Regions from separate parts of the Homo sapiens genome. Here region 1 is linked to region 2. The links are chromatin contacts, found by Hi-C or POLR2A ChIA-PET in ENCODE. All regions are on one chromosome and are shown on one strand. Each heading gives the region's core, a stretch centred on a gene start or an enhancer-like site at or near the end of the contact. The rest is flanking DNA. Distances are from core to core; before and after follow the strand shown. Region 1 overlaps GLB1 (galactosidase beta 1). Region 2 overlaps FBXL2 (F-box and leucine rich repeat protein 2).

Region 1 (5,701 bases), core at 3,137-5,636, 310 kb before region 2:
TAAAAGGGATCCTTGGGGGCAATGATGAAAAAATCAGGTTAAGAAACATTGCTCTGAAGCAATAAAACAAATGAACTTCAGCTCTACCCAATACACCAAAGAATCAGGAATATAATGTGAAGTGAAAGAAGCATGACACTGAAAAATACATACAGTACAATCCCCTTTAGAGAAAATTCAAAACAATCAAAACCAAACTATAAAGTCTGAGTACACACATAGGTGGTAAAAGTATAAAGAAAAGCAGAAAACTGATGGTCATAAGCGTCAGGACAGTGGGACGAAATGGTGTATGATCAACAAGGACACCTGGGAAGCTTCTAGGGCACTGGCCACGTGCTGTCTCCTGACCTTGGTTGGTGTTTATGTGGGTGTTCACACCATAGTGATTCATCATACTGCGCATTTACGTATGTATGCTATATTTCATTTATAAAAAATTAAAAAATACCCAACCATAACATTTTAACATGCACATAATACAAAAATATTTGTGATCCTGGGAATACATGATCTTTAAACGTAAGCACAAGAAACTGTGAGTCCCAGAAAAGAGGTGCTTAGCCTGAGTGCCTGGGAGAGATTGTTAGGGAAGGTTCCTTGGAGGGACAGCCCGAGGTAGCTCTAGAAGAAAAGGCTCTGAACTTGGGAAGGGAATGGGTAGAGGATATTCCTACATATTTGACATCACCAACAGCTCAATTTCATCCACGTGCAGAGTTGGAGAGTGGGAGAAGAATGGTGAGTGACAAAAATGAATTAAATGCTGCCGTCGTTATCTGCACAGTCCTGCCTCCCACAAGGTTTCATGAATGATCCTTCTCTCAGAGAGGATCCCTCTGGCAATACTTTCAGATTTGGGGTTCAAGAAGTAAAACAGACTGTAGCACGCATGCCCAGGACAGAGACTTCACTGGTCATGAAACCATCCTGGAAGAGGAAGTATTTGCTGCTTACAAGAGTAGAAAACTCCCATTGATGAGTTCCATGAAAGTTCCTTTTGCAATAATTTAGATAAATGCTAAGAAAAGCTTTGTAAATACTGGCAAAGTTCTTTTCTCCTCCTTTATAAGTGCTACTTACATGACTGTGTCTCCTTTTTATCATCTGGCTGTCAAGAAATTCAGAGCTAAAGATCTTAAAAGTTAGCTCCAGCAACTAAATGGTCTCACAGCCTCTGTACCTCATGTTCTCTTGAGCTCACCCCCATGCCCAAACCCAACCTTGGTTTTCTTATCATCTTGCTTTTCCAGGTCTTATTTATCCATTATCATCATTGTATCATATACTCTAAAATAAACAGGCTTGTAAAAAATGCGTACACATAATTTGGTTAGGTTTTGAGAGAGCGAGAAAAGCACAATTGCGAGGCAGCTTAGAGTTCTAGTCACAGGCACGGCTGGCAGGGGCCCAACTGTCTACATGTAAATCTGAGCTCTGCCACTTCCTACCCATGGGACTCCACCTGTAAAGTGTACCTAACTCGATGGGTTATCATGAGGATTAACTGAGTCAATACATGACTAGAACCTTGCACAGATCTGGCATCTAGTAAGTGCTCAAAATGTTAGCAGCTAAGACTCTACTCAAGTTCTATGTTACTACCAATTAGGAAAAAAAAAGGTGGGTGAAGGCTGGGGGTAGGTGAGACACACAAATGAAAAGGCTTGAAAAACCCATAGAAAAAGTCATGGCTAGGTTCAGAGGAACACCGATGTTTCTAGAGCAGGAGTCAACAAACTTTTTGAATAAAACACCAGGCTGGGCGTGGTGGCTCACGCCTGTAATCCTAGTACTTTGGGAGGCTGAGGCGGGTGGATCACTTGAGGTCAGGAGTTTGAAACCAGCCTGGCCAACATGGTGAAACCCCATCTCTACTAAAAATACAAAAAAAATTAGCCAGGCATGATGGCAGGTGCCTGTAATCCCAGCTATTTGAGAGGCTCAGGTGCGAGAATTGCTTGAACCCGGGAGGCAGAGGTTGCCATGAGCAGAGATTGCGCCACTGGATTCCAGCCTGGGTGACAGAGAAAACAAACAAACAAACAAACAAACAAAAAACCACCAGAGAGTAAATATTTTAGGTGTTGCAGCCATAGAGGTCTCCATCTCAACTACTCAACTCTGCCACTATAGTACAAAAGCGGCCACAGATGATATATAAACGGTGTGGCGATTCCAATATACTTTTACTTACAAAAAAATGTAGGTGGCAGCCATAATTTGCAGGTCTTTGTTTTAGAGTAACTGTCTCCATTCTGTAAGCTCCTTAAGCACCAGAGACTTTTAAAGATGTTGATCTTCCAAACAGTCATAAATAGGCTTATTACCTCATGATGAATGCCCTGTTAATTGGATGAAGTTAAGTTGTGGGTGGAAGGTCGTCCACTCCTAATTATTTTCACCTTGGATATTATCAATGGCTTTAGCTTTTTCAGGTAGAAACTGAGATAAACATCCACATATGCAAACCATCATAGGTGGCACTGGCTCAGCTAATCCCCCCAAAAGAGAAACATCTGCATATCTGACTGAATCATGACGATGAATAAAAGCACAGACCTGGTTTCCTGTATCTGTAACACAACAGTGTTGAGGGCCCTAAATGTTCTCAGACAGGGATTTAAGCCTTCTGGTCTGACTCATTTTTACCCTGGCTGCAAACACGTAGCTCCTCCCTGGCCATCTCAAACTCTGAGCACTGAGAGAGAAAACCAGCATCAAGAATTGAGGAAAGCCACCATTTTCTACCCTTCAACATGAATTAAGACAGAGACAGAAATCAGCTTTTACAGAAATCTTTATTTTTTTTGAGACAGAGTCTCACTTTTTTGCCCAGGCTGGAGTGCAGTGAGTGGTGTGATCACGGCTCACCACAGCCCCAACCTCCCAGGCTCAAGTGATCCTCCTGCCTCTGCCCCCTGAATGGCTGGGAACACGGGTGCATGGCAGCATACTCAGCTAATTTTTAAATTTTTTGTAGAGATGGAGTTTCACTATGTTGCCCAGGCTGGTCTTGAACTCCTGGGCTCAAGAGATCCTCCTGCCTCGGCCTCCCAAAGTGCTGGGATTACGGGCATTGAGCCATCAGCCTTGGCCCTTTTACAGAAATCTTCACACACAGAAATACTGTTTACAGGCCTGGCACAGTGGCTCATGGCTTTCATCCCAGCACTTTGGGAAGCTGAGGTGGGCGGATCATGAGGTCAAGAGATTGAGACCATCCTGACCAACATGGTGAAACCTCATCTCCACTAAAAATACACAAAATTAGCTGGCGTGGTTGCCCGCACCTGTAGTCCCAGCTATTCAGGAGGCTGAGGCAGGAGGATCACTTGAACCCAGGAGGTGGAGGTTGCAGTGAGCCGAGATCTCATCACTGCACTCAGCCTGGTGACAGAGAGAGACTCTGTCTCAAAAAACAAAAACAATAACAACAACGAAAAGAATTACTGTCTACAAATCCCCCGGTTCCTTCTTATCAAAGCAATCAGCTTCTATTCCATTCCAGAGCCGTTCGGTGGGTATGTGATGTGCACAAATGCATGATGTGCCCTCATGGCTACCAGGCAGAGGCGTGGAAGGCCAGGAGACTAGAGACACAGTGTGTCAGGGATGAAACTGCTCCCACATGTGCTTCACAAAAGGAGGCGACAGTGACGGTTCTGAAAGTCCTACGGAAGCCAATATGTCAACTGGGATGGCTTCCAGACAGAAGGAACACGTATAGGAACTGTGCGTCAGAAGGTAAGTAGGACAACCATGAAAGATGATGAAAGAATTTTGAACGATATGAAAAAGTGCTCATGACAAAGAATGAAGCAAAAAAAGCCACACAGAAAATAGGTCACACAGAATGAACTTACTCTGTAAGAAAGCAGAAAAAAAAGGCATAAAAAATATTCAAGGAAACTCCCAAAATGTGAAGAGCTTTGCTATGGCTCCTGAGGTTTGAGTAACAATTATGTTTTTTCTGCTTTCTTATGTCTATACTTGTTTATTTTGTAAACAAGGGGCAAAAATGATTAGTGGGATTCAAGCATGTGGAGATGGGAAGGGGAGAGGAGGAGGAGGAGGGGGACAGAGTCACCTGGCAGGACCCAGGGTCAAGTTAAAGTCATCTGAGGTTGCTAGGGATGGACACAAGAAGAAATATCTCCACACAGTCAACTTCATTCTCCTTTGCAGAATTAATACTTGATTATACTTTTTGTGGCATTTCCAAAACCAAAAGGGGCAGAAAAGTTGTGAGCAGAAATTGAAAGTGATTCAAGGAGAGGCAGAGACTGAAAAAAAGAGGGCATCAAAAGAGGGTTTGCACCTGAGGCCAGAAGAAAGGAAGAAGACACAGCCATGCAGAGCAAAGACGCACCCAAGTTTCAGACTTGATATCTTCATGTAGGAAAATGTGGTTCCTATTAGCTTAACCAGTACAGACACAAGATGGTAAAAACTAGGGGCACGTGGGGTGACTCACACATCCCTCTGTGAGCAGCAACCTGGCCTCTCTCAAGAAGACATCTCCTCCCACCACAAAGCCTCAGAACGGACACCCTGGCCAGTGCAGCCCTCTCAGCACCTCTGTCCACCGACACCTGAAAGGCAAAGCAGTGCCCATGCTCCCACCCTACTATGATCCATCCCCACAAGCTGCCCATAGTACTGTTCATAAGAAGGAAGCCTGGCCCACACTCCCCTAGGGAGTGCCACTTTGCATCCCTGGGATGTCCAGGATGCAGCCACTTTTACATAACTTTACTCTTTTCCATAAAAGCATCCCTGGTCATAGCTGGGCACGGTGGCTCACGCCTGTAATCCCAGCACTTTGGGAGGCTGAGGTGGGTGAATCACCTGAGGTCAGGAGTTTGAGACCAGCCTGGTCAACATGGTGAAACCCTGTCTCTACTAAAAATACAAAAACATAGCCAGGCATCGTGGTGCACGCCTGTAATGCCAGCTACTTGGGAGGCTGACACAGGAGGGTCGCCTGAACCTGGGAGGCAGAGGTTGCAGTGAGCCGAGATTGTGCCACTGCATTCCAGCCTGGGCGACAGAGCGAGACTCTGTCTCCTAAAAAAAAAAACAAAAAACCTTTACTCTTTTCCATAAGAGCATCCTTGGTCATAGCCGGGCACGGTGGCTCACGCCTGTAATCCCAGCACTTTGGAAGGCCAAGGCGGGCAGATCACCTGAGGTCAGGAGTTTGAGACCAGCCTGGCCAACATGGCGAAACCCCGTCTCTACTAAAAATACAAAAATTAGCCAGGCATGGTGGCATGCGCCTGTAATCCCAGCTACATGGGAGGCTGAGGTGGGAGAATTGCCTGAACTCAGAAGGCAGAGGTTGCAGTAAGCCGAGATTGCCCCACTGCACTCCAGCCTGGGCAACGGAATGAGACTCTCTCTCAAAAAAAAAAAAAAAAAAAAAAGAGCATCCATGGCATCCTTGGTCAATGTCCAATGAACATGGTTTTATGTTTCACCTAAGTAATTTTACCAACACCAAAAACTGTTAAAGTTCAATGTACCCCACAGTATATTAGTCCTTGCAGAGCCAAGAACACATAGAAGAAGGAGAATGGGGCAGGAAGTAAGAGAGGAAACATAACAGCCAGCCCCAATTGACCATATCCTTTTCCATTCCAGGGTTATCTGACTGTCAAGGCAGTGCCGATACCAAAGTGTTTCAGTCCACGCTGCA
Region 2 (5,699 bases), core at 1,456-3,955:
CCAGCTCTTCTATGTCTAAAAAAATCTGTTTTTTCCTCCACTTAAAAAAAATATTTTTGCTGGGCCAGGTGCAGTGGCTCACGCCTGTAATCCCAGCACTTTGGGAGGCTGAGGCGGGCGGATCATGAGGTCAGGAGATCGAGACCATCCTGGCTAACACAGTGAAATCCCGTCTCTACTAAAAATACAAAAAAAAAATTAGCCGGGCGTGATGGCGGGCACCTGTAGTCCAAGCCACTTGGGAGGCTGAGGCAGGAGAATGGCGTGAACCCGGGAGGCGGAGCTTGCAGTGAGCCGAGATTGCACCACTGCACTCCAGCCTGGGTGACAGAGCGAGACTCCGTCTCAAAAAAAAAAAAAAATTGCTGAGTCTAGAATTCTGTAGTGACTATTTTTTGTTTTTTGTATTTTAAGGATGGTGCTCCTCTGTTTTCTTGCTTTTTCATTACCAGTGATAAATCTGCTGTCACCCTTATGTTTTATTCTCTGTACATAACATGGCTTTGTTTTCTGGCTGTTTTTAGGGTTTTCCTATCACTGGTTTCTCTCTCTCTCTCTTCCTCTCTCTGGAGTCTCACTCTGTCACCCAGGGTGGAGTGCAGTGGCACCACCTTGGCTCACTGTAACCTCCACCTCCTGAGCTCAAGTGATCCTCCCACCTCAGCCTCCCAAGTGGCTGGGACTACAGGCACACACTACCACGCATGGCTAATCTGTCACTGGTTTTGATCAATTTGGTTATTATATGCCTTGGTGTGTTTTTCTTCATGTTTCTTGCACTTGTGGTTCTTTGAGTTCCTTGGGTCTATGGGTTTATTGTTTTCATAAAGTTTGGGGAAAATTTTGGCAATTATTTCTTCAGTATTTTTTCCTTCTTCCTCTGTCTCTCTTATTTAGTGATTCCAATCGCATGTATATTAGGTTGCTTGAAGTTGTCCTACAGTTCGTTCATGCTCTGTTCTATTTCTGTTTCTGTGTTTCGTTTTTGATAGTTGCTATTGCTATGTCTTCAAGTTCACTAATCTTTTCTTCTGCCATATCTAATCTGTTGTTAATCTCATCCAGTAAAGTTTTATATCAGCCATTGTGGTTTTCATTTTTTTTTTTTTTTTGAGATGGAGTCTCGCTCTGTGGCCCAGGCTAGAGTGTAGTGGTGTGATCAAGGGTCACTGCAACCTCCACCTCCCGGGTTCAAGTGATTCTCCTGCCTCAGCCTCCCAAGCAGCTGGAACTACAGGCATGTGCCACCATACCAGCTAATTTTTTTTTTTTTTTTTTTTAGTAGAGACAGGGTTTCACCATGTTGGCCAGGCTGATCTTGAACTTCTGACCTCAAGTGATCTGCTTGCCTCAGCTTCCCAAAGTGCTGGGATTACAGGTGTGAGCCACTGCATCTGGCCGGTTTTCATATCTAAAAGTTTAACTTGGATCTCTTATTTTTCCATGTGTCTACATAACATGTTTAATTGTTAGCTTCATAGAAATATATTCTAGGCAATAACATTATAACTTTTAATACCTTTGTTGTTTATGCTATTTGTGTCAGTTTAGAGTAGGTTTTGGTGGATTACCTTTTCTCTTTATTGTGGATATATTTTCCTCCTTCTATGAAAACATGATAATTTTTTGTTCAATGCCAGACATTTTGAATTTTACTTTGTTGGGTGCAGATATTTTTGTATTCCTATAAATACTCAGGTTTTGTTCTGGGATACAGTTGACTTAATTGGGAATAGTTCCTGTTAGGTCTTGTTTTTAAGATTTGTTAGGTTGTACCAAAGCAGTGTTTAGGGCTAATTATGCGCCACTCCTAAAGGAAGACTATTCTCAATACTCTACCCAATGCCCCAAGAATTGTGGCATTTTTCACTCTTGGTTGGTAGAAATGGGCACTATTCCTTGCCCTCGGTGAGCTCTGGCTACTGTTTCCTTTAATGCTTTTTGTTCATTCTGATTCCCTGGCCTTGGGCTTTGGGTAGTTTCATCACATGCATACATTGATCAGTGTGGTACTGAATTCTTTTTGTTGTTGTTGTTGTTTTGGAGATAGAGTCTCACTGTGTTGCCTAGGCTGGTCTCAAACTCTTGGGCTCAAGGGATCCTCCTGCTTTGGTCTCCCAAAGTGCTGGGATTACAGGCATGAGCCACCATGCCTGGCCTGTACTTAATTCTTGAGGGGCACCCTCCACAGATCTCTGGAGTTCTCTTTGTGACGTTCTCTCTACTCCAATGCTCTTGCCAGATAACTCCAGCTGCCTTGGTCTTCCTAGAATTTCAGCCCCATTTCTTCATCTCAGACAGTCCCATCAGGCTTGGTTCCCCCTACCGGTACCAGGGCAGGTTGGAAGGAGCAAATCTCAAAGCTGTATTTCAGAATGATGGAGACGACCTGAGCTAGTCCTTGCTGAATATGTTAAGCAGTGAGTGGTGAATAGGGCGTTTTAATGTGCTGCTTCTGGCCTTGCTACCAACCCACAGATCAATGAGGAAGTTCCTCTTCATGACTGAATGTCCTCACCAGTAAAATGAGTGGGTCTTGATACTGATTAACTGCTAGACGTCTTCTATCAATCGCCAGAAATGGTTTCTCTGGAAAGGCTCTAGGGTAAGCAAGTGACAGCATGGCACAGTACTAGAAGATTTGCCCCCTTGGTTCAAATTGATTTTTTTGTAGAGCGGAGGGAGCAGGGAGCTAGGCCTCTATTCTCATGATTCGGTGATGACTCACCAAGCTGTGGGTAAAGGAGAACTGATTGATAGGTAGTCTAGGACTCTGCTTCTCAAAACGTGGTCCCTAGACTAGCAGCACTGGCATCACCTGGGAGTTTCTTTGAACTGCAGACTGTCGAGCCCCATTCTAGATCTATCATCAGAATCTGCACTGTGACAAGAACCCTAGCTGATTGTTACGCGCTTTAATTAAGTTTGAGGGAGCGCTGTTCTAAGCGTGAATGGTTTCATATGCCCTCTAGTGGCTGTCCAGCAACTTGCAGGGAGCTTTAAAATGTTTTCTCATTTTAGGACCTTTGCACAGAACTGCCGAAACATTGAACATTTGAACCTCAATGGATGCACAAAAATCACTGACAGGTAAGTAATGAAGATTAATTGGTGACCAAATAGCCACGGGGAGAGAGAAGGGAGAGAAACGTGGTTGAAAATATCTTTAGTGCGTCTGCTCTTTTTCAGCACGTGTTATAGCCTTAGCAGATTCTGTTCCAAGCTGAAACATCTGGATCTGACCTCCTGTGTGTCTATTACAAACAGCTCCTTGAAGGGGATCAGGTAAGAGTGCCCATTGTTTGTGTCAAGAGAAATACCCAAAGCTATGAACATTCTGGAAACCTTCTTAATGGTCACGTTGGATCCAGCAAGAAATAGGTGACTCCAAGAGGTCCCAGGCATGGTCTCCCCTTCGGAATTTCTTGTGATGTACTAAACTCAGAGTTGGTCATTAACTCTCTACAGGAGAGACTGCACATAAGTTTTTGTTTCTTGTTCTCTCAGTGAGGGCTGCCGAAACCTGGAGTACCTGAACCTCTCTTGGTGTGATCAGATCACGAAGGATGGCATCGAGGCACTGGTGCGAGGTTGTCGAGGCCTGAAAGCCCTGCTCCTGAGGGGCTGCACACAGGTACCAGAGGGTTGATACAGCTGTTTGTGTTATGTGTCAGGTGTGGGCACATCATCCAGAAAGCTGCTTTTGCATTTTTCTTGGTGTCCCACTGTTCCCTCACCTGGATTCCAGCTGTCTTTTGTTTTCTCTGTCCACTCAGTTAGAAGATGAAGCTCTGAAACACATTCAGAATTACTGCCATGAGCTTGTGAGCCTCAACTTGCAGTCCTGCTCAGTAAGTAGCGTGCCTTTCCTGAACACTGTTTGCTCTATCTTGTCTCCCAAAGCAGTCTGCCTCAGGCCTCCCTGCAGCCCCCTAGGCACCTGAGATGGGCTGTGTTGCCACACCCTGATTTCCATCCTGTGTCCTTATATAACCTACCAATTTGTCACAAGCTGGAACAACAACAACAACAAAAAGGAATCATACTCAATATAAAGCCACTGACATCTCCCCTAAAAATAATACAGACTAGGTCTTGATTTTGTTGAATAGAGTATTAGGGACGCTATTGAGGAATGCAGTGAATTGGTCACTAAATAGTTTTAAGACATGAAGTGTCTTTTTTTTTAACTTATAAATTAAGGATGATGACTCCTCTCACGTTGTTTCAGTGGATAAAATGAAATAACACATGCAAAAATGCTTTAAAGAATAAAACGCATAGGCAAGAGCAAGGTGGCATTTTCATCAGGACATTAGCCTATGAAAAACTATTGGTCCTTCTCCACTGCCATTGTAAATGTTGATAATTGAAGAGGATGCTTGCTACATCCTACCAGGTTTTCAAGGGGAACATAGATTTTGAGAAAGGTAAGGGAAAACCCTTGCATTCAGCTTTAAATGAATATATTATAAATCTTTAGAGTCCCTAGTGGTGGGGAAAAAAACCAGAAACTATCTTATGGACAAACGTTGACCATATGGGCCAGGACTACTCAAAAATAGGACCTTGACTTACGTGTAGCATAGCAGTGGCTGATGGCTTGAAGTATAATATAGATGTGCGTGTTTATTTCTATATGAAGTAGTCTGTTTAAGTGAACATATTATTTTGAATCTTCATGGCCAAATTCATAGAATTTAAGGTATTTATCAATAATTTTGTGATTTATTTAATTTTCCTATTGTCTAAAACATTTGATGAAATATAAATATATGTGTATATTGTAAATATCTAAAGCATTAATCTGCAGAAATCCAATCAAATATTAATGTCAGTTAAACTAGGAAAGCCTCAAAAGTTCTTTAATCAGATTTTTAAATTATGAGTTTATAAATTTTATGAAAAAATCTATATTTTGATGACTAGTGAGGGAGAAATGGAATTTTAAACTTTTATTCTCCATTTATATTATTTAAAATTTTTACTTTATTTTTTCCTGGATGCATGTATCTTATCTAAATTGCTGAAATATTTTAAAGCTGTGCAGAGATAACACAAGTACCTGTCTACCCTCTACTTATTTTGTTGAAGTTATTTGGATAAAATGCTAGTAATCAGCAACCAAAACTGAACAACAGCAGATACTTTTCTGCTGCTCCCGTTTTGGTATTGCTGGTGTCCTCTGACTTTTCTTTCTGTGCTGCTTTTCCTCAGCGTATCACGGATGAAGGTGTGGTGCAGATATGCAGGGGCTGTCACCGGCTACAGGCTCTCTGCCTTTCGGGTTGCAGCAACCTCACAGATGCCTCTCTTACAGCCCTGGGTTTGAACTGTCCGCGACTGCAGTGAGTACACTGCACTTTTTGCTTTGCAGCTCAGAGTTTGGCTGAGTTAACCAAGAGGGCTTCCTTCAGGAGAGGACAGGCTTGCCAGGTAGTGGTGGTGGAGGCAGTAGTTATGTTGTTGTTGGCTTTTGTTGGGTAAATTGGGGTGGGGCGTGTATAAATCCAGTTCATTGGAGGATGTACTGGGAGAGTATAAAATGTCTACCACCAGTGAATCCAAACTTTAATTTCTTAATGAATGTCACACAGTTTCCCACCTAATTTACCTCATCATGTTATTGCTTTAAGCACCCGAGTGAGCACATAGTGAGGAGAGTGATAGCCTCACATCCAAAGGACATGAGCTTCTCC

What was found. A loop is a pair of places that touch in the nucleus more often than their neighbours do. ChIA-PET counts read pairs that join two places held with the same protein, here RNA polymerase II (POLR2A). Pooled maps may share reads with other maps.
Region 1: a loop to region 2 is called in a pooled map, with 4 times the contacts of the local background. The contact joins two enhancer-like sites. A Hi-C loop is called at or near these places in 6 of 168 maps with a recorded cell type or tissue (B cell, CD4-positive, alpha-beta T cell, CD4-positive, alpha-beta memory T cell and 2 more), 2 of 37 single-sample maps with no recorded cell type and 11 of 50 pooled maps. POLR2A ChIA-PET finds 5 or more read pairs at or near these places in 1 of 52 experiments (activated CD4-positive, alpha-beta T cell).

Annotation. Positions count from the first base shown.
Region 1 is chr3:33,059,370-33,065,070 of GRCh38, forward strand. The region is part of intron 5 of GLB1 (galactosidase beta 1); the gene reads right to left. Among named protein-coding and RNA genes, the nearest start is that of GLB1, 35 kb to the right of the region's middle. RefSeq lists an enhancer at 2,517-2,566. Within about 2 kb of position 4,387, at least 6 of the 41 ENCODE cell types and tissues checked have a DNase peak (open chromatin) inside an H3K27ac peak, as active enhancers do.
Region 2 is chr3:33,370,071-33,375,769 of GRCh38, forward strand. FBXL2 (F-box and leucine rich repeat protein 2) reads left to right here. Exons shown (of 15, transcript NM_012157.5): 6 at 3,022-3,090; 7 at 3,190-3,285; 8 at 3,508-3,634; 9 at 3,777-3,851; 10 at 5,218-5,348. Among named protein-coding and RNA genes, the nearest start is that of UBP1, 67 kb to the right of the region's middle. Within about 2 kb of position 2,706, at least 2 of the 41 ENCODE cell types and tissues checked have a DNase peak (open chromatin) inside an H3K27ac peak, as active enhancers do.